2 separate regions of the Homo sapiens genome follow, and region 2 is linked to region 1. The links are chromatin loops, found by intact Hi-C in ENCODE. Cell type or tissue: K562. All regions are shown on one strand. Links, peaks and the distances in the headings refer to the core of each region. The heading gives the core; the rest is flanking DNA.

Region 1 (10,017 bases), core at 1,277-9,276:
TGCTATCTTTAGTATGCAAAGACATCAGACCAGTGAAAATCGGAAGCTGTGGTCCCAGTGCTGAAGCCCACGCTCTTCCCAGCCCATTTTCCCTCCTAACCAATAGCAGCATCTATGGGTCGGCTGGATGGCCCTGATGGATGAGCTCTCCAACAAAACGATTCAGAAATCAAGTCCACGACTCTGGATTTATCAGCCACTGGAACAGGCTCCTGGTCTTTTTTTGTCCAGTGACTAGTACAGGAATTAGGATGGCCCCTTCCTTGTCCAAGTAGGCTACTCCTAAAAATGCCAACTGGGCCTTCTCGCTAGGGATGTAGAGAACTGAGAGCCAAATGATTCAAATCACCAATACTGCCCCTGCTGACAGGCAGCCTTGTAAACCCCAGTTCTGAAAACTATCAAGCTTCCCTCCCCAAAACCTTTCACCACTTTTGCTCTCTCTGGCTGAGCTACTGGCCACAGACTTACGGAAACTTGCATGTCAGTGTGAACAGTTTAAACTAAATTCAGCAGTGATCCGGAGCAGGGTAAGAACATTCTAGACCAATGACTAGGGACACAAAACATGCTCCTCCCCATCCTTTAGAGTTGTGAGCAAATGCAGTTCTGACATTCTACATCAGAGGCTGAGTTTTCTAAACACCATCATCCAGAATTCAAGCATCATCAAACCTTTGTAGATAAAAGATATCCACCGGAAATGTTCTCCCTTCCACTGTAAGGATCACACATGTATCCCTTGCTGGATCACTGGTTTCATTTTGATTAAAGAAATCCCGGAATTTCTAAAAAGAAAAAAATTAATTCTTCATTTCTCTTAGAAAAAAAGGTTCGTAGCGATTCATGGAAAGAAAAAATAATATAAAACTTGCCAAAGACAGGTGAGTAGCAAGATTATATATGTGCAATACAGATTATGGGTTGCAAAATACATTTTTTAAATTCACATTTTTCTAACTGTAATTGTGGGGAATCACATTTCAATGACAGTGTCTTTACTAAAGTTTTAATAAAAATAATAAAGGTTAGATTTCAAAACTGCATTCAGCATAGCATCTGAGTTAACATGTAGCTTTAGTATTATTTATATTATTCCTATCCTCTGTATTTCATTTAAGCAAAAATTAGGTCAAAGGTGTGACTCAAGTTCAGTACAGGTTAGATGAGGTTGGTGGGTAACTCTATCTGGAAAACACAGATATGATCATTTGATAGGAAACTTTTCCTTCTGTGAACAGTAGGTGTGTTTCCGGCCCCATTGTTACTGGTTTTAGGCCACTTGATGGCAGGGATAGTGTCTTCTCCATCTTTACACGCCCTACAGTAGTGAGTGCGAGGCTTTGTATGGGGTAGGCCATCAATCATGTACTTCCCCAACACTCGTGCAGTACCCTGTTGGGAGAAGTGTCTCTTGGCAGTTTCTGCCAAACAGGTGTCCACATCCTATTTAATGGTACTTGACCACCACTTGCAGCCCACAAGGAGACCTGTCTTGAGGGCTCCAGCCAATGATGGGGGAAGGAAACGCCACCAAAGATCCTCTCTTGGGGAATGTGACCCTAAGGTACAAAGAGAAGCTGAGACTGAGAAGAGCTAAGTGACCATGCAGGCAGGCAAGTGAGCACCAGATGGGAAGCAGCTGGTGCCCACTGCAGAGGGGGCATGGATATCCCGTCGGGTGGAGTGCTCCATTATTTGAATCTGGGTGCCCTTTCCATTCCCCACCTCTACTCATTTCCCTGAGGCCTGGCTACATAACTACAAAGCTTGTCTTTATTTCCCTATGTACCTTTACAAAACATGCCCATCCTGCTCCAGGAAACCCAGGAGCCCAGGAGCTGTGCTAACGAATGGCATCAAACGCTAAGTGAAGGGGCTCTGAGGGGTACTTTTAAAAGAGTAAACTGGATTTAACCACAAAATACAGGGATGTTATATATTAACCTCAAAATTGAGAAGAATAAGCACAGACATCAAAGTGCCTCATGTCAACAAAACTATGTTTTGCTATGCAGAATTCCACACAGTACTCCTGTTCACTTTCTTTTGGGTAAATTCCCTTCAAGTTGCTTCAGCCTTCCTGCATCCCTATGACATGCACAGCACAGGTACACTAGAAGTGACATACAAACAAGTGGGAACAGACACCCCATGCCCCAAAAGAGTAAACAGTTCACAGAAGGCAGACGTGCAAAGAGTTGATCATAAAATAATCCCTGAGGCAGATGACCCTGTGACCAGGAAAGAGCTGCAGATTGCAATCTGATAGAAGGAAAAGTTAAGAACTACCGGCTTTCAGGGAGAGCTTCATGGAGAAAGCAGTATCCCTTGCCTGCACTGTAAAGGCTAAGGAGGATTATTACTGGCTGGGAAGGGGGAGACATCCCTTCCCAGGACAATAGCACAGTATGGACTAAAATGTAAAGGGGTCCCTAAGGGAGGACAGAGGCAAGGTCTAGGCCTCCTCATCTCTGAGTCAGCTCTCTCATCTGCAAAATGGACAAACTGCTATCCACCCTGCAAGGTTGCTGTGAGGTTCAAATAAACTATGTGGGATAGTTGTGACACACATCTAGCCTAGAATGGCACTCAATAAGTGATGTCAGCCATAACTCTGAAGGGACCCAAGTGATCAGCTGCACTGGCACTTTATTCGATGGGCAAGACAAGGGCAGTGAGGATGGGCATGATATTATCAGACCTGTGAGCTGAATCCCAGACTCCAGTGGCCATTTTGGAGGAGGGCAGAGGAAATAAGAGATTCGAGGCAAACAAACTAATTAATGAAGCTATCATAATAGTGCAGGGGAGACAAAGTGTGAACCTGGGCAAAGCATTCCAGAGATACAGCTGGTGGGAACTGGCAATCAGTGAGTGAACGTGCACACACGTGCACATTGGAAAGAAGGCTAGAGTGACTCTTACTCGACCGGGGATAAAAACTTCTTAAAGCAATGGAGGTCTTGGCCTAAATGACTATGATCATGAGAAAGAGACTGAGATGGAGAATCAGAGAGTCACAAGTTTATGAGTTTAGGATGTCTGTGGCTAGCCAGCTGTCAGACAGCTAAGGCTGGTGTGCAAGCACACAGTCAAGACTGCCACAAGCACGAAGGCTCAGCTGAACCAGGGACCACAGGGGTGTGCAGCCTTGAGAAGGAAGAGCAGACAGAGAAGGGGCCCAAGAGGAAGCCAACAAGGAGGTAGGAGAGGGAAGTCAGCAGGGCTCCAGGAGCTATGGAAGGAGAAGGAGGAAGATTTTACCAAAGGGCTTGGACAAGGGTGAATGTTACCAAAAAAGCAAGCAGAACAAGGAAGAAGATGATGCCTTGACAATTTTGTTAGAGTAGATGCCTAAACCTTACCGTTAAGGACTATGTGGTACTGAAAAGTAAAGAGTTACTCTTTCAAGAATTAAGACTCGGCCGGATGCGGTGGCTCATGCGGTGGCACTTTGGGAGGCCAAGGCGGGTGGATGGCCTGAGGTCAGGAGTTCAAAACCAGCCTGGCCAACATAGTGAAACCCCATCTCTACTAAAAATACAAAAAAATTGGCTGAGCGTGGTGGCAGGCGCCTGTAATCCCAGCTACTAGGAAGGCTGAGGCAGGAGAATCGTTTGAACCTGCGAGGCGGAGGCTGCAGTGGGCCGAGATCACTCCATTGCACACCAGCCTGGGCAACAAGAGTGAAACTCTGTCTCAAAACAAAAAGAATTAAGACTCAGCATTTACTGAGAAGGCACAAGACCTTTAAGATCTTTATCTTGTATCTTTATTTGGAAATACAAAATACATAAAAAAGTAAATAAATATAGTACCAACAATGCAAGAATCTTGAGGCAGAATCAAGGAACAAGAAGAGTAAAATAAGTTCAACACACCCAGAAAAGAAGAATTTGAGTCAGGTTTGAAAGAGGTGGGGTCACATTGACATACAGACATGGTAAGAAGCATACATCATAAAAAGGCAGGGGACAGTCTATGAAATGGAATGTAAATGATATGGCCATCTGCAGGGTTGTCTTCTAGCTCACCATAGGCTCCTTCCCTGGTACCTGCTCCTTCCTAACCCACTGGAGTGGCCGATAAGCAGCTATGTCTACCCAACACACCCATGATTGGCCAACAGCCTTGGCCCATGTAGACTGGTCCAGGGTGGAGACCTGACCCCAGCTGATGCTAAGTTCCTTCTCTAAGAATCTGGAAAGAGAAATTAGTCTCTCTTCAAGTAGCTGGACTTATGACAAAAAAACTATGGGAGCTACCAGCAACCATATATTCTGCCATGCAGTTGGACGCAAATAAAAGAAAAGCAATATCATCACGTGATACAGGATCAATAAATACTTCATAATTATATCCAGTCATGTTATATAATTGTTCGTTTAATTGGGCTTACATTAAGAAAGCAGATAAAGCAACCAAAGCAGCTATTCGATCAGCCCCATCATGCTCTGCAGGTCTCTGCCTCCCGGCTGCAGCCACTGCTGTCTTTGTCTGCAGGCTGGGCCACCCCAGTCCCTGAGAGAAACCACGGCAGGTGGCCTATCAGCAGCCCTAGCTCTAGGAGGTTTGAAATTAGTCTGTCACCCACAGACCCAGCCGCTGGGGGGCAGGGGATGAGTTCTGGACTTCCCTACGCCTCTAGATCAAAATGTTTCCTAAGCCACACCCAACCCCCCTGCCACTCCCACATAGTCCTCATTCTTGCCCTCTTTCGCCCACTTATATCCTCTTTCTTTCTTTCACTCACATACGAACTCACATCCCATACCTCACGTAGGCCCCTCACACACGGACCCACAACCCACACAGAGATGACTCACACACACAGATCCCCCATTCACAGACACTTAGAAACCACCGTTCCCCTCACACAGGAGGCACTGGCTGAGCAGCAAGGACAGGATAAGAAGGAATGGCCCAGCTTACCAGAGGTCCAGCATGTCCCGTACCACAGCAGAGCAAGGCATGACAAAGTTCCTACATGCTGTCTTCCCGCTTACAAAATTGCTTCCAGAAAGTCATCTATATCAACTACCATAGACAGAACTGAAAGAAGCTATTTTTTTCATCTCTGTGTTCCACCAAGACAATAAAAGGCAATTGTGAACAATTAGTAAGTATTAATTAACAATGAATCTGGCCAGGCGTGGTGGTTCATGCCTGTAAATCCAGCACTTTGGGAGTCCAAGGCGGGAGGATCACCTGAGGTCCGGAGTTTGAGACCAGCCTGGCCAACATGATGAGACCCCATCTCTACTAAAAATACAAAAATTAACCAGGCATGGTGGCTCATGCCTGCAGTCCCAGCTACTTGGGAGGCTGAAGCACGAGAATCACTTGAACCTGGGAAGCAGAGGTTGCAGTGAGCTGAGATCACACCACTGTACTCCAGCCTGGGCAAGACAGTGAGACTTGGTGTCAAAAAATAAATAAATAAATAAATAAATAAATAAATAAATAAAATGAATCTAAGAAAAGACTTGGACATTATAGTTTTCAACATAATAAAAACTGGAATAATTTTTAACTTAATTTAATAATTTTTAAGGTGGGGGGTGAAAAAGAGATACAGATGTTCTGTGTAATGTAGCCACAGAGGAGCTAACTAGAGGTGAAGTCAGCCACAGTCCACAAAATAGCATGCCAGCAGATACCATGGGTGAGGGAGATGACAATTAAACAGGGCAACAGAGGAGCTTTAACCCAAAAGTTACCATGGGCAGACCTAAAACAACAGACTCCTACAGCCTGTGGAAAGGTCTGAGAAACCAGTCTCGGGACACGTTGGACATTTACCTTCGCTATGGTAAGCTTTCTCTCTCTCCAAGTTGTTCTGTATCCCAGAAGCCACAGGGAGACTAGGAGCCAGGAGCCAGGGACCACATCTCACCTGGATTTCAGAACTGGCCTCCTTACTAGAGACTCCATATCTACTCTCATCTCCTATACACAGCACTCAGAATGATCTTTATAGAGCTCAAACATGATGAAGTCACTGCCCTCTCTCACATGTTCCCATGGCTCCCAACCAGATACAGGATGGAGTTCATCCTCTCTGGCTGAGCCTCTAAGGCTTTCCGTCATCTGACCCCAACCTCCCCATTTTAATCTTCCATTACTTCCCAGTCAGTCAAAATTCATTCAACCCAAGTGCCTACTCTGTGCTAGACATTGTTTTAGGTGGAAGAGATAAAATAAGACAAAGTCCTGATCTTCATGGAGCTTATATTTTAGTGACAGGAGACACACAATAAACAATGCATATAATGTTAAATAGTGATAGACAAGTGAGAAACATAAAAAAAATCAGAATAAGGGAATAAAGAGCAACTGGGGTGCTGTTTTAGAGAGCGCCTCTCTGAGGAGATAATAAATGCTCAAAACTGGAATGAAATTAGGAGAGAACCTTAGGCTGTCCGGGGAAGGAATGGTCTAAAAAGAGGGTTCCTCCAGAGCAGAAGCATGCCTGGGTTGTTTTGAGGAACAGCAAGGAGACCAGTGAGGCTGAAATGTAGGGAGCACTGGAGAAAGTGGAAGAAGATAAAGTCAGAGAGGGAGTTCAAGGGTAATTCACCCATGAGGGCCTGGCAGGTAAGATAAGACTCGAAGCTCCATGAACTCATGGTCATGTCCCTGTGATTTCACTTATATTTAGGGTGCCCTTCCCCACCTTCATCCATCTGGAAAACGGCTGTCCATCTTTCAAGCACAGCTGGTAGGTCACCACCTCTGCGAAAGTTTCTGGACACCCCCCAGCTGGCTGGAGTTAAGGGCTCCCTCCTTAGCTGCCTCAGAACTTTGAACACACTGAACTGCAAACATCTATTTCTGCATGTAAATATAGTAAGTGGTCAAAAGTATTTGTTGAGTTGAGCTGCTGTTTAAACTATAGGTCCACAAGAGAGAAAAATAATGTAAACCTAGCCACAGAAAACTTTAACATGGAAATTATTATATATACAGGAGAAACTTTTTTTTTTTTTTGAGATGAAGTTTTGCTCTTGTTGCCCAAGCTGGAGTGCAATGGAGCGATCTCAGCTCACTGCAACCTCTGCCTCCCAGTTTCAAGCAATTCTCCTGCCTCAGCCTCCCAAGTAGCTGGGATTATAGGCATGTACTACTACGCCCAGCTAATTTTGCATTTTTAGTAGAGACGGGGTTTCACCATGTTGGCCAGGCTGGCCTCAAACTCCTGACCTCAAGTGATCCACCCACCTCAGCCTCCCAAAGTGCTGGGATTACAGGTGTGAGCCACCGTGCCCAGCCCAGGAGAAACTTCAATTGCACAGAAAAATCTAAATCTATACAGTATAGTCATAAATAAACAAATTCAAGAAATACAGGCTTATACTGAAAAAACAACAAAAAGAAGCTGTGTAAGTGGGGAGAAAGACAGTATGTAGATAAACAAGACAGGTAGGTAATTATGAGCTCAATTAATTACAGTCTAATTTCACAAGCTGAAAAGGAGTAACCTCTGATTATATGAAATCTAGGACATCAGATGGTCCCATAAAGAAGATAGGGCATTCTGCCAAAGATAAGCTCTTGCTAGAGGTAACTTCCCAAGGATATATAGGACAAAAGTGTTTGTGAGGAGAGGAGGAAAGGGGAGGCAAGGCTCTTACGTCTGCATCCAGAGTGGCTGAAGCTACAATCAATCGAAGATCCCCTCGCTTTTTCTGAATCTAAAAAAGAAGACATTTGGAAATAATGATAATAGTGCAACACTTATGGATGAGATCATTTGATATCTGAAATGTATTTCAAAAATTCAGTGTCTTTTTTTTTCTTTTTTGCCTGAGGAGGAGGTAAGGGAGCTTACAGATGAAAGGACTGACTACAAATTAATAATTGTCAATAAAGGGGGGGGGGGGTCATTACACTATTACTTCCAATTTTGTAAATGTATGCAATTTTCCAAAGTAAATTTTTTTAAATTATAAAAACTATAAAGAAGCTTTAAGACCCAAATTTGAATTTACTGAGAATAAAACCATTTTTTCCTGACACCTGGGTCTCAAGATAGTTTGAATCTATGTATGAAAAAGTATATTAAAAGCAAACAAACAATAAATGATAACACCAAGACAGAAATATGGCAAAAAAAAAAGAGATAAAAGATATTAACAGTTACTCAAAGAAACACATAATCAACAGGCATTGGAGAAGTGACCAAATGAGCTACAGCTAAGATATATAATAACAATGAGATTTTTTTTTCCCCATCTATCCCATTGGCAAGGATTTATTTTTTTAAGGCTAATACTCAGTGTTGGCAAAGATTCAGTGAAATCGGCCCTCTTATTATACCGTTCCTGAAAAAGGTAATAACATGGTACAATAATTCCCTTAAAGTATCAAAAAATCTAAATCTTTGGCAATGGAATAAAATAACAATGAAAATAATAATAATAACAACTAATACAGACTAACTTATGTGCTAGCCCAGAGGCCCTGCATACAGGTACACAGTGTACCCACTGTGCAAAGATGCCTGGCTGAGGGGGCTAGGGGCTTCAGCAATCCGGTCCACCTGCCTCCCACCTAGCTCTAGACATCCTCCCAGAGGGAACATCTTTTTCTAATTTGCACAAAAGAACCTCACAGTCTAGCTGTGACCCTATGCCAGGCACCAACCTAAAAGTTTTTTGCTATCTTACTTAAGCTTCATAACAAATCACAATATACAGTACCTATGTCTAAAAGAACTCTCTGCAATGATGAAAACTTTCCTTATTTGTACTGTCCGATGCATAAGCCACTAGCCACCTGTGGCTATAGAGCCCTTGAAAAATAGCCAACGTGAAAAAAAAAAAAAAAGAAAAGAAAAATAGCCAATGTGGCCGGGCACAGTGGCTCACGCCTGTAATCCCAACACTTTGGGAGGCCGAGGCAGGCAGATCACCTGAGGTTGGGAGTTCAAGACCAGCCTGACTAACATGGAGGAACCAAACCCCATCTCTACTAAAAATACAAAATTAGCCAGGCATGGTGGCAAATGCCTGTAATCCCAGCTACTCGGGAAGGCTGAGGCAGAAGAATCGCTTGAACCTGGGAGGCAGAGGTTGCGGTGAGCCAAGATCACGCCATTGTATTCCCGCCTGGGCAACAAGGGCAAAACTCCGTCTCAAAAAAAGAAAAAAAAGAGAGAAGAAAAGAAAAATAGCCAACGTGACTGAGAACCTGAATTTTTTTACTTTCTTCTATTTTAATTAACTTTTATCTCAATAGCTACAGGTGGCTAGTGGCTACCATAAAGGAAAGTATACCAGCACAGATATAGAGACTACTATTTTCCCCATTTTAGAGATGAGTAAACTCAGCAAAGCCAGAATTTGAACCCAGGTAGTCTGACTCAATGCCTATGCTCTTAATCACCCTGTTCTACCACTTCTTTCTAGACTCTAATTGGGAATCTGTCCAAAGAAAACAATCAGAAAATATGGGAAGGGAGGAGAGAGTGGAGGTTAAGATTGAAACAAGATTGGCTGTGAGTTGTAATTGTTGAAGCCAGATGAAGGGTACATGGGGGTCATTATACACTTCTTTGGGATATGTATGAAACCTTAATAATAAAAAGTTAAAGAAAATAAACAGAAATGCAGCAGATTCAATTACAAGGGTGCTTGCTACAACAGTATTTATAATATTTAAAATCTGCAAGCCATATAAATTGCTAACAGTAGGGGAAGTTAAATACTTTATGATAGAGATGTGATTAAATAGCCATTAAAAATAATATCTTCAGAGAATATTTAAATGACACAGAAAAATGATCCTAATGTAATGTTAAGGGAAATATGCAAGATACAAATTAGTATATATAATTCAATCAATCCCTAGTATGCCAAAACAGATCCAAGTACACACACACTCACTCACACACACACACACACACACAGAAAAGAGAAGAAAATATACCAACATTCTACCACTGATATTCTCTGAATGGGTAGGATTATGGATGATTTTAATTTTCTTCCTTGGTATTTTGTTGTACTTTCC
Region 2 (10,017 bases), core at 1,211-9,210, 49 kb after region 1:
CTTTTGCCCCTACTCTGGGATATTAGATGGCTAAATCACTGTCAATACACCCAGCTGATGAAATGAGGCCCATGGGGCCACCAGAGTTAATATTGGGAATGAATATAGGAACATACACTAACGCCTCCTTTGGTAGACAAGCAGAGTACCAGAGTACCAAGGACCTACTGAAATAGCTCAGGCTTTTTCTTCGAAAAGAGAAAAGGCAGAGCATGTGCAAAGGCCTGCTATTTCTGGCCAGTTTCCTCACTTAAACTATAGAGTAACATCAATATTCATGATGCTGAGGAAGGTTAAGTGGATCTATTTTCTCTTCTATAGTTTGGATCATCTACTTCTTCCTCACCCTGACACTATTTAAAAAACCTTCAGATATAGATATCTATATACCTATATCTATTAGGTGCATTAATTTGTGACATACTCCCAGATTTAAAGAGAAAAGTGTCAGAGGGGGGGAAAAAGTACAGAAGCACAAGTTTATATTTATTTAATGCTAAGAACACAGATATTCTAAAGAGATAAACAGAAAGTAGTTTTATTTTTTCTAAATAGGATTTTGATCACAAAAATGCTGGTGATTCAAACCTTTAAAACAGAAGAGCATACAACCTAAGAAAAATGCAAAACAGGCTACAAACCTGTACATCATGTTACTGCACTGAATACTGTAGGCAACTGTAACATAATGGTATTTGTATCTAAACACAGAAAAGGTATAGTAAAAATACAGTATTATAATCTTATGAGACTGCCAACATATACGTGGTCTGTCATTGACCAAAACATCATTATGTAGTGCATGACTATTAAAATTGTGCAAAACAAACCCCTGTATCCATAGTGTTTAAACCATAAAACCAATACCTGGTATATACATGACAAAACAAAGCATGTAAAATAATATGCAGCCTAAAGAATTCAAAGACAACAAAGGTGACAAAGTCAGGTAAAAGAAAGGCAATTAGGGACATAAGATATTTTTTAAAGCAGGAAGCTGATGATGTCCACTGTAAGCCTGGAAGAAACCAGGAGTCTGAACACGGAGCAGTTACTGATAGGAAGGATAAAGTGCTACATCTCTAACAGCAAGCAAATTAACTCTGCTGAAATTGCCAGAATGAAGGCCAAGGTGGTTTTCAGTAAAGAGTGTTCTCCTTGACAGCATAGCCAGCATGTGGTTGAGCCGGGACCTGATACCAGCGAAGTGGAATTGCCGCTCTTTGTTCAAGTTTCTAAGTGAGTCACTCAAGTACAGTTCCAGGTGGGGGGTGCCCAGGTACTTGGGATAGCCAGGATTGTGGAAGTCAGTGGTTCTGATGGAAGCGGGAGAACCAGTGGAGCTTGCCACAGAGCCTTGGGAAGACACAGAGGAGGAAGACTTCAAACTGGAAGATCTCGATACAGACATTTTTGAGACTGGTGACCCTTCTGTAGATTGAGTTCCTCGAGGAAAGAGAATGTTCTCATCCATGTCAGTCTGAGTAGTGGTCGATCTGGACCAAATCGTGGTTTGAGAGCTTGCTATCCTGGTGATGACTGCAGTCTGGGTACCAGCACATGCTGTGGTGATGCTGGTTTGTGTTCCCACCTCACTCACACTCAGCCCTGGCATCTCCTCTCCTGGCTCTGTTTGAGTGGCAGCGTCAATGGCCTTTCTGCTCTGGAGCTCGTCCCTGTGGCTGCTGAAGTAGTCTTCCTCACTAACAGTAGAGGACTCACAGTCATGGGGCTTGCGCTCTGCCTTGCCCTCTGCGGGCATCTCTGGGTCCAGGTCCGCCTTCCTGGGAGTACTTGACAGCCTAGCCAGCCGCATCCGCAGCAGGTTGCCCAGGGTGAGCTCCTTGGACTGTGGTTTTCGGTTGGTGAGGTGATCAAACTTGTTGCTGCTCTGGAAGTGAGACAGGAGTTTGGGGCTGATGGGCTTGGACTGGGCATACAGGATTCGGAACTCCAGATCAAAGTGTTCAACCACTTGGCCAGACAGAATTACCAAGTTACTGCTGTTTAATTTGCCATCCGTCCATGTAAAACTTAAAGATTAAAAAGAAACAAACAGCAGCTGGTAAGGATGAGCAATTTTGTTTTACTCACTGTCCATCTGAATAATATAGTACAGGTATCTTACCACATAAGGGTCACAAATTTGGTGATATCATACCTACCATTTGCATGTATTTAACTAGCCTTAACACATATATAACATTTATGTGTGTTACCATAAAAGTAAAAAGGCCAACTGTTTAACAAACACACTAAATGCTCAGCCTCAGAGGGTTTTTTTGTTTGTTTGTTTGTTTTGAGACGGGGTCTTGCTATGTTGCTCAGGCTGGTCTTGAACTCCTCGGCTCAGGCAGTCCTCCCACCTCATCCTTCCAAAGTGCTAGGATTACAGGTGTGAGCCACCTCACCTGGTCCTTGCCTCAGAGTTTTTAAAAACTGGAAAGGGGGCCAGGCGCGGTGGCTCATGACTGTAATCCCAGCACTTTGAGAGGATGAAGTGGGCAGATCCTTTGAGGTCAGGAGTTCAAGACCAACCTGGCCAACATGGTGAAACCCTGTCTCCAGTAAAAACACATAAAAAATTAGCCAGGCGTGGTGGTGCATGACTGTAATCCTAGCTACTCGGGAGGCTGAGGTGGGAGGATTGTTTGAACCCCGGAGGCAGAGGTTGCGGTAAGCTGAGGTCACACCACTGCACATTCCATGACTGGGCGAGATTCCATGACTGGGCGAGACTCCATCTCAAAAAATTAATTAAAAATAAAAAATAGGGCTTCTAAATATTTAGGCCAGCATCCCCATTTTAAAGGTAAGAAAACTATTTAGGCCAGCACCCCCATCTTAAAGGTAAGGAAACCAGATAAAGGGATTATCACAGAGGGGAGCTACTGCTGGACTCCAGATCAGACCCTAGGCCCTATGAATTGCTAATGCCCTGCTCCTTGCTACTGTTTGAGTGGCAACATCAGTGGCCTTCCTGCCCTCAAGCTTGTCCTTGTGGCTGCTGAAGTAGTCTTCCTCACTAACAGTGGAGGACCCACAGTCATGGGGCTGTGCTGCCATTTTCACAAAACACCATGGCTCAAAACATTTTAGAGCTGATTAGTGGCCATGTGCCCTTGCCTGTACGGTGTCCCTTCCCCGCCTCCCTCCTCTGCTAGCAGAACTCACACCCACCTGTACCCCAGAAAGCTTTCATTATCATACTCTCTCCAACCACAATAGGGGCAGGCATGTGGTCCACACTGGCCAGAGTATCCTATTCCCTTGGATGCAGGGATTCATTCAGGGTGGGCATGTGATCCCACCAGAGCCAAGTAAGTTTTCAGAGATTTCTTTTTTCTTTATCAAATGGATTCTGACAGAAGGGATTGATAGTAATTCTGAGTGAAAGAGTTTCACCCTTTGGGAGACAGCTACTAAAGGCCATATAAGAAAGCCAGGATCTGGCTGGGCACGGTGGCTCATGCCTATCATCCCAGCACTTTGGGAGGCCAAGGTGGCCGGATCACAAGGTCAGGAGATTGAGACCATCCCGGCTAACATAGTGAAACCCCATCTCTACTAAAAATACAAAAAAAAGTTAGCTGGGCGTGGTGGCGGGCGCCTGTAGTCCCAGCTACTCGGGAGGCTGAGGCAGGAGAATGACGTAAACGCAGGAGGCGGAACTTGGCAGTGAGCCGAGATCGTCCACTGCATTCCGGCCTGGGCAAGACTCTTTGTCTCAAAAACAAAAAATAAACAAAGCCAGGATCGTTGACTTCAAAGGGAGAGCCTGCCTAAGAACAAAAGTCAACTCGAAAACATCAGAACCAGGATATAGTGTTCTGATCAGCGTGTGGCTCCTACGTCAAGATGAACTGAAAACCAACTGTACCTTTCTATGCTTCCTTCCGGGTTCTTCGAGTCAGTACGTTTGAGAGTTAGCTGACACTTGCCATCACCCCACTAATGGTGGTATTTGTACCAGAAGTAGGTTTCAAACAGAGATCATAGAACACAGTCAACTCTGTCTCCTGTAACCAAGATATGGCTAATGCAAAGTCCCCCTGAAAACTGCCTTCAAAGCCTGAGAAGGAAGATTCTTTTGAAAGCCTTCAATGAGGCTGGGCCGGGCGCAGTGGCTCACACCTGTAACCCCAGCACTTTGGTAGGCCGAGGCCAGCGGATCACCTGAGGTCAGGAGTCTGAGACCATCCTGGCCAACGTGGCGAAACACCATCTCTACTAAAAATACAAAAATTAGCCAGTCATGGTGGCATGCCTGTAGTCCCAGCTACTCGGGAGGCTGAGGCACAGGAATCGCTTGAATCTGAGAGGCAGAAGTTGAAATGAGCTAAGATGGCGCCACTGCACTCCAGCCTGAGCAACAGAGCAAGACTCCATCACGAAAAAAAAAAAAAAGAAAGCCTTCAATGAGATAATGTAAATAAAGCACCTATCCAACACCAAGATTATAAAACCTCCTCAACAAATGGAAGCTATCATCGTCATCAATTTCATTTGGAGAGGGTAGTTTTTATATTTTAGAACAGCAAAAGTCCATTTGTAGCTAAGTTTGGTTAATATAGATAAATCCTACTTAGGTTAAAAACAAATTTTTTTAATAAACTTCTTACAAAAGGAAATTCCAAGAAAAAGAGTTCAATTTGTTTTTTCCCACAGCCTCTTTGGTGAAGAAAGTTCAAATTTTGTTCTGAGCAATGAGGGTACTGTTGAAAAAGAAAGGTGTCAAGATTTTCTTGATCTTACTGCCTCATTTTCCACAAGCCTTCACATTTCTACCTTTACCCAGGGCTGACACGTAATTATCACTCAGGGTTGTGTGTTTCTTCAAAAATGGGGTTTTCTTTTTAAAATTCTACAGACACACCTCATGCAAACCATCAGACAATCTACCGCAGAGGCGGCAGAACATACAACCATTGGAGCCACATATGTACAAATGGCACAAATTCTAGAGATTCATGTAAACCGCTCATTATCCCCACCCTCTCTTCAACCTTCCTGCTCTCTACCTTAAGATGCCATTGCCAATGTGACACTTCAAAGGTGGGTCAGAAACATAATCAGTATTTTCTAGACTAAAGCTCTAAATTACAAGGCTTGAAGCAACGTGGAGGATTTGAGTCTAAAGCTGACAGCTCTGGCTCTGCCTTCAACACTAATGGAGATGCCTGCAACTGCCCCTACCTTCAAGTGAGCAGGGCAAGCTGGGTCCAGATCCCTAAGGAACCAGGATTCCAGACTGTGTGTTGCTGTTAACCCCCAGTTCGTCCCCTGCAGACCTGGGCCAAGGCTTGAAATCTAGGACTTGCTGACTGTGTTGTCTCAATACAAGTTCAACTTCTGCATTTTAATCTATGGACTACAGGACAGGGGAAGTGACCCCCACCCAAACTGCCTCTAACAGGAGGCTTTGATAACCAGCTGCTATACACAGATGCACGCATATCAGAATGCATGGCCATACAGGCTCCCATTGAGAGGAAAAGGCTTTTACCTTTACATGACATGCTTCTTCTGAAGAGTTTAGATTAATAAGCCTTGGACGGGTTAGAGACTTACCTGTAGGAGCCTGTTGCCACGCGGATGCCATCAATCAACGTGAACTTTTCGTGAACCTTCCCAATAATCTTAGTTCCTGACCTTGCATAGTAGATATTTCCTGTGATAGTCCGAACTGTCATTAACTGTTGGCAGGGAGTGGGAGAAATATAAATGAACAATTCAGCAATACTCATCTGCTGAGCAAATGGTTAGGACAAAAAGCCTTAGTTTACAATTCCCAGATATAATTATTGGCATATGCGTGGCTTAGGGTCACCATTTAGTGACAGTATACATGGTACACTAGCCAGACAGTTCTCAAGCCTCAAGTGATGTTACTTCTACATTTGGTCCATCTTCTCATCTGTTCTTTTCTTATATTTACTTTTGAGACCCTTAGTTCATGCGTGTATGTGTTCTAAAAGAACACTCAACCTTTTTGGGATACTAAACAACAGAATCCAAGAAATGATTCTGAAGCAAAATGTGTGGGATAAAATCATCAAAGAAAACATGCTAGTAATAAAGAACATTTTAGCAAAGTCTGAAAGAAGGTAAGCTGATCTTCCTCCAACTTGTTTGTTTAATGGCATCACATTAGAGTAACAGTCCATCCTCACTCACCCTCAACACCATAATGGGTATGGAGAATAGGAACACAGGACAGGCCTTCTCTAGTACAGGCCTGCTGAGGCAGAAACACTCATATCACATGTGGCTTAACAAGCAATGTCACATCTCCTACAAATACATAATTACCAAAAACGTACACTGGTAGTGGTATGCTGGGGCAATATACTGCACATGTATGCATAATTATTCCTGTAAAATGACACACATAAATGTATAAACAATGGCATACAAAATACTACAACAATCTGCATTCTCTGGAGCAGACCAGTGGCTCTATATCGTTAGAAATCTTACACATTTAAATTAAACGTGTAAGATTTTTGTTTGACTCATTGATTCCATAAACATAGAGAGCCCCTACTATGTGCCAAGCCGTGAGACAACAGAGATGTAAGGCATGCTCCTTACCTTCAAGGACTAGAATAAGAGAGAGAAAACTAATTGATTTAGAAACTACAGTAACACATAACAGCATCCAGAGAAATGAAAACCTATATCCACACAAAACCTCTACACATGTTCACAGCAACTTTATTCATAACAGACAAAAACTGGAAATATCCAAATGTCCTTCAGTGGCTGAATGGTATAAGATACCATACAATACTCAGCAATGAAAAGGAACAAACTGTTGATACGTGCACATCTTGGATGGATTTCAAAAGCACTGTGATGAGAGAAAAAAAGCAAATCTTGAAAGGTCACATACTGTATAATTCCATTTACAAAATAGACTGTAAACGACAAAATTATAGAAATAGAGAACAAATTAGTGGTTGCTAGGGGTTAAAGTGAGGGGAGTGATGTGACTATATAAAGGAGCAGGAGGAGGGAGATCTTTGTGGTGATGGAAACTTCTGTCTGGATATGCATGCATGACGATAACATGGCACAAAGCTGTATACAATGTCAATTTCCAGGTTTTGACATTGTACCATAAGTTACATAAGATGTAACATTTGGGGAAACTGGGTGAAGGGTACATGAAACTTTTCTGTACAATCTTTGCAACTTCTGTTAATCTATCAATATTCAAAATAAGCTAAAAATAAAACACAAAACTATGGCAAGACATAATGCTACTTCTGTGGTCTTCTTACCAAATGCGTAATCTGAATTTAACTTTGATAAAACATCAGACAAACCCAAATTCTACAAAAAATTGTTTTTTTTTTTTTTTTTTTTTTTGAGGTGGAGTCTCACTCTGGAGTGCAGTAGCACAATCTCGGCTCACTGCAACCTCCATCTCCCAGGTTCAAGCAATTCTCCTGCCTCAGCCTCCCGAGTAGCTAAGACTACAGGCACCTGCCATCATGCCTGGTTAATTGTTTTGTATTTTTAGTAGAGACGGGGTTTCGCCATATTGGCCAAGCTGGTCTCAAACTCCTGACCTCAGGTGATCTGCCCACCTCAACCTCCCAAAGTGCTGGGATTACAGGCGTGAGCCACTGCACCCAGCTAGCTAGTATTCTTTAAAGGTGTCAAGATCCAGCCGGGCGCAGTGCCAAATGTCTGTCGTTCCAGCTACTTGGGAGGCTGGTTGATGCAAGAGGATCAATTGAGTCCAGGAGTTCAAGACCAGCCTAGGCAACATAGCGAGACCTTATCTCTTAAAAAAAAAAACGGGGGGTGGGGTGGTGGGGGGGGGGTGGGGGCAGGTCAAGACCCTAAAAGACAAAGAAAGATGGAGAAACTGTTCCAGATTAAATCACATGAAGGAGACTTGACAACTAAATGTAAGGTGTGATCCTGGACTGGATTGGATCCTGGACCATAAAAAAGGGCATTAGTGGAACGACCGGGAAATGTATAAGTCTGTAAATTAGATAGTATTGATATCAAGTTTATTTCCTGATTTTGTTATTTGTACTGAGGTTTGTAAGATGTTAACATGTGGAGAACTTGGGTGAAGAGTATTCAGGAATTTCTTATATTATTTTTGTAACTTCTTTATAAATCTTAAATTATTTCAAAATAAAAATTAAAAAAAGAAAAACGACTAGGGAATGTCATAGAGGTACACCTGGACTTGGTGGGAGGAGAGCTTCCTGGAGGAGGTGATGACCCCTGAGCCAAGTCTTAAAGGATCAACATATAATAAGCATAAGAATACCATTATGGGCAGATTAGGTGTGGTTTTCTGTATCTTTCCCTTTGACACACATCTGAATGTTGCATATGCCTCTGTGATCGTGGCCAAAGCACTTGTGAGCGCCTGCACATCAATGTGTGACCAAGTTCCTACAGACAGCACAACCCAACATTCTGAACCAGCTACAGAGGCAGAGCATGGGGACATCAGCCCCCATACAGCAAGGGGCACAAATTCACTAGCACAGAGAGGAACAGGAGACACAAGCAACCAGGGAAGACAGTGCTTCCCCAGGAAGGAGGTAAAACTACAAAAACTGGGGAGGCCAGAGAAATAGGCCTTTTTTTTTTTTTTTGAGACAGAGTCTCTCTCTGTTGCCCAGGCTGGAGTGCAGTGGCGCGATCTCGGCTCACTGCAACCTCTGCCTCCCGGGTTCAAGCGATTCTCCTTCCTCAGCCTCCCAAGTAGCTGGGACTACAGGCGTGTGCCACCAGGCCTGGCTAATTTTTTATATTTTTAGTAGAGACGCGGTTTCACCGTGTTAGCCAGGGTGGTCTCGATCTCCTGACCTCGTGATCCACCCGCCTCGGCCTCCCAAAGTGCTGGGATTACAGGCGTAAGCCACCGCGCCCGGCCAGAAATAGGCCTTCTTAAACCCCCCTGCAGAGGATCTGGACACCTATGAAGGCAACAACCAACAGTAGGCAACTGAACCGGTGCCTGCTCATAGATTTCTGTCTAGTAGATAAATAGAGAAAATCACTTGACCAAAGTTGTGGCCAGAACAATTCTGTGATTTCTCTGCTAATGCATAGCCTTAATTATAGAAAGAGTACCTTGAAATTAAACACTGATACCTTCCATTTCTTTACCTGGCTAGCTGATAATGCTCTTTTCCATGCCAAAGTGTATCTTCCTTGGGTCCACCTGGACTCATTTTCTAACCACCTGTTGGGTTACATGGCTGTCTCATCTCAATTGGTCTAGAAACCCCAATCCTGTCTTTATCATGAGGCAACCAACAAGAACTCTGTGGGAGAATCTGAATTCTGTAAACCAAATTGCTTGGTAATAATAAGGTGGTAAGTTAGAGTCTCTTAGGCAGTAACTTATAGTACCAAAGACTAAATTCGTTTTGCTGACTGCTTTATATCTAGTACCCAGTGCATAATAGATACTCATACAGGTGATGAACAAATAAAGTTCTGAAGCTCACAGGTTAAGATGCTTAATTTTTACACTTGATCTTAGCCAAAAGGCTGAGAAGCCATGGGTTGCTTAATTTTTAAAAAACAAATTCTGGGCCGGATATGGTGGCTTATGCCTGTAATCCCAGCAATTTGGGAGGCCGAGGCGGGTGGATCAGTTGAGGTCAGGAGTTTGAGACCAGCCTGACCAACATGGTGAAACCCTGTCTCTATTAAAAATACAAAAAATTAGTCGGGTGTGGTGGTGGGCACCTGTAATCCCAGCTACTCAGGAGGCTGAGGCAGAAGAATCGCTTGAACCCGGGAGGCAGAAGTTGCAGTGAGCTGAGATCGTGCCACTGCACTCCAGCCTGGGCAACAAGAGCAAAATTCCATCTCAAAAAAACACAACAACAACAAAAAAACAAATTCTGTAATAAATATGACAATTTTTCTTTCTTCTTTCCATGAAAGTGACCAAGCTAGCTATGTTGTATAGGCTTCCACTGAAACACTTAGGTCATTTTCAGAATCAGAGAAATAGACATAAAA

The links. A loop is a pair of places that touch in the nucleus more often than their neighbours do. Peaks named below come from ENCODE experiments on the same cell type or tissue, not always from the same donor. Only the 100,000 strongest peaks of a DNase experiment are listed, where the experiment ranks them.
Region 2: it touches region 1 in a loop (2.3-fold over the local background); 1 of 110 quality-filtered maps calls a loop at or near these places.

What each region holds. Positions count from the first base shown.
Region 1 is chr20:38,992,501-39,002,517 of GRCh38, reverse strand. DHX35 (DEAH-box helicase 35) reads right to left here. Exons shown (of 22, transcript NM_021931.4): 8 at 7,638-7,697; 9 at 676-788. Among named protein-coding and RNA genes, the nearest start is that of DHX35, 35 kb to the right of the region's middle. In K562, for the core only: a CTCF peak has its summit at 4,608 (motif pointing right); DNase peaks (open chromatin) are centred at 4,587 and 6,637.
Region 2 is chr20:38,943,555-38,953,571 of GRCh38, reverse strand. It overlaps FAM83D (family with sequence similarity 83 member D), which reads right to left. Exons shown (of 4, transcript NM_030919.3): 3 at 5,572-5,696; 4 at 466-2,033. The coding sequence ends at 1,052. Among named protein-coding and RNA genes, the nearest start is that of DHX35, 14 kb to the left of the region's middle. In K562, for the core only: no CTCF peak of the experiment used is centred there; a DNase peak (open chromatin) is centred at 5,401.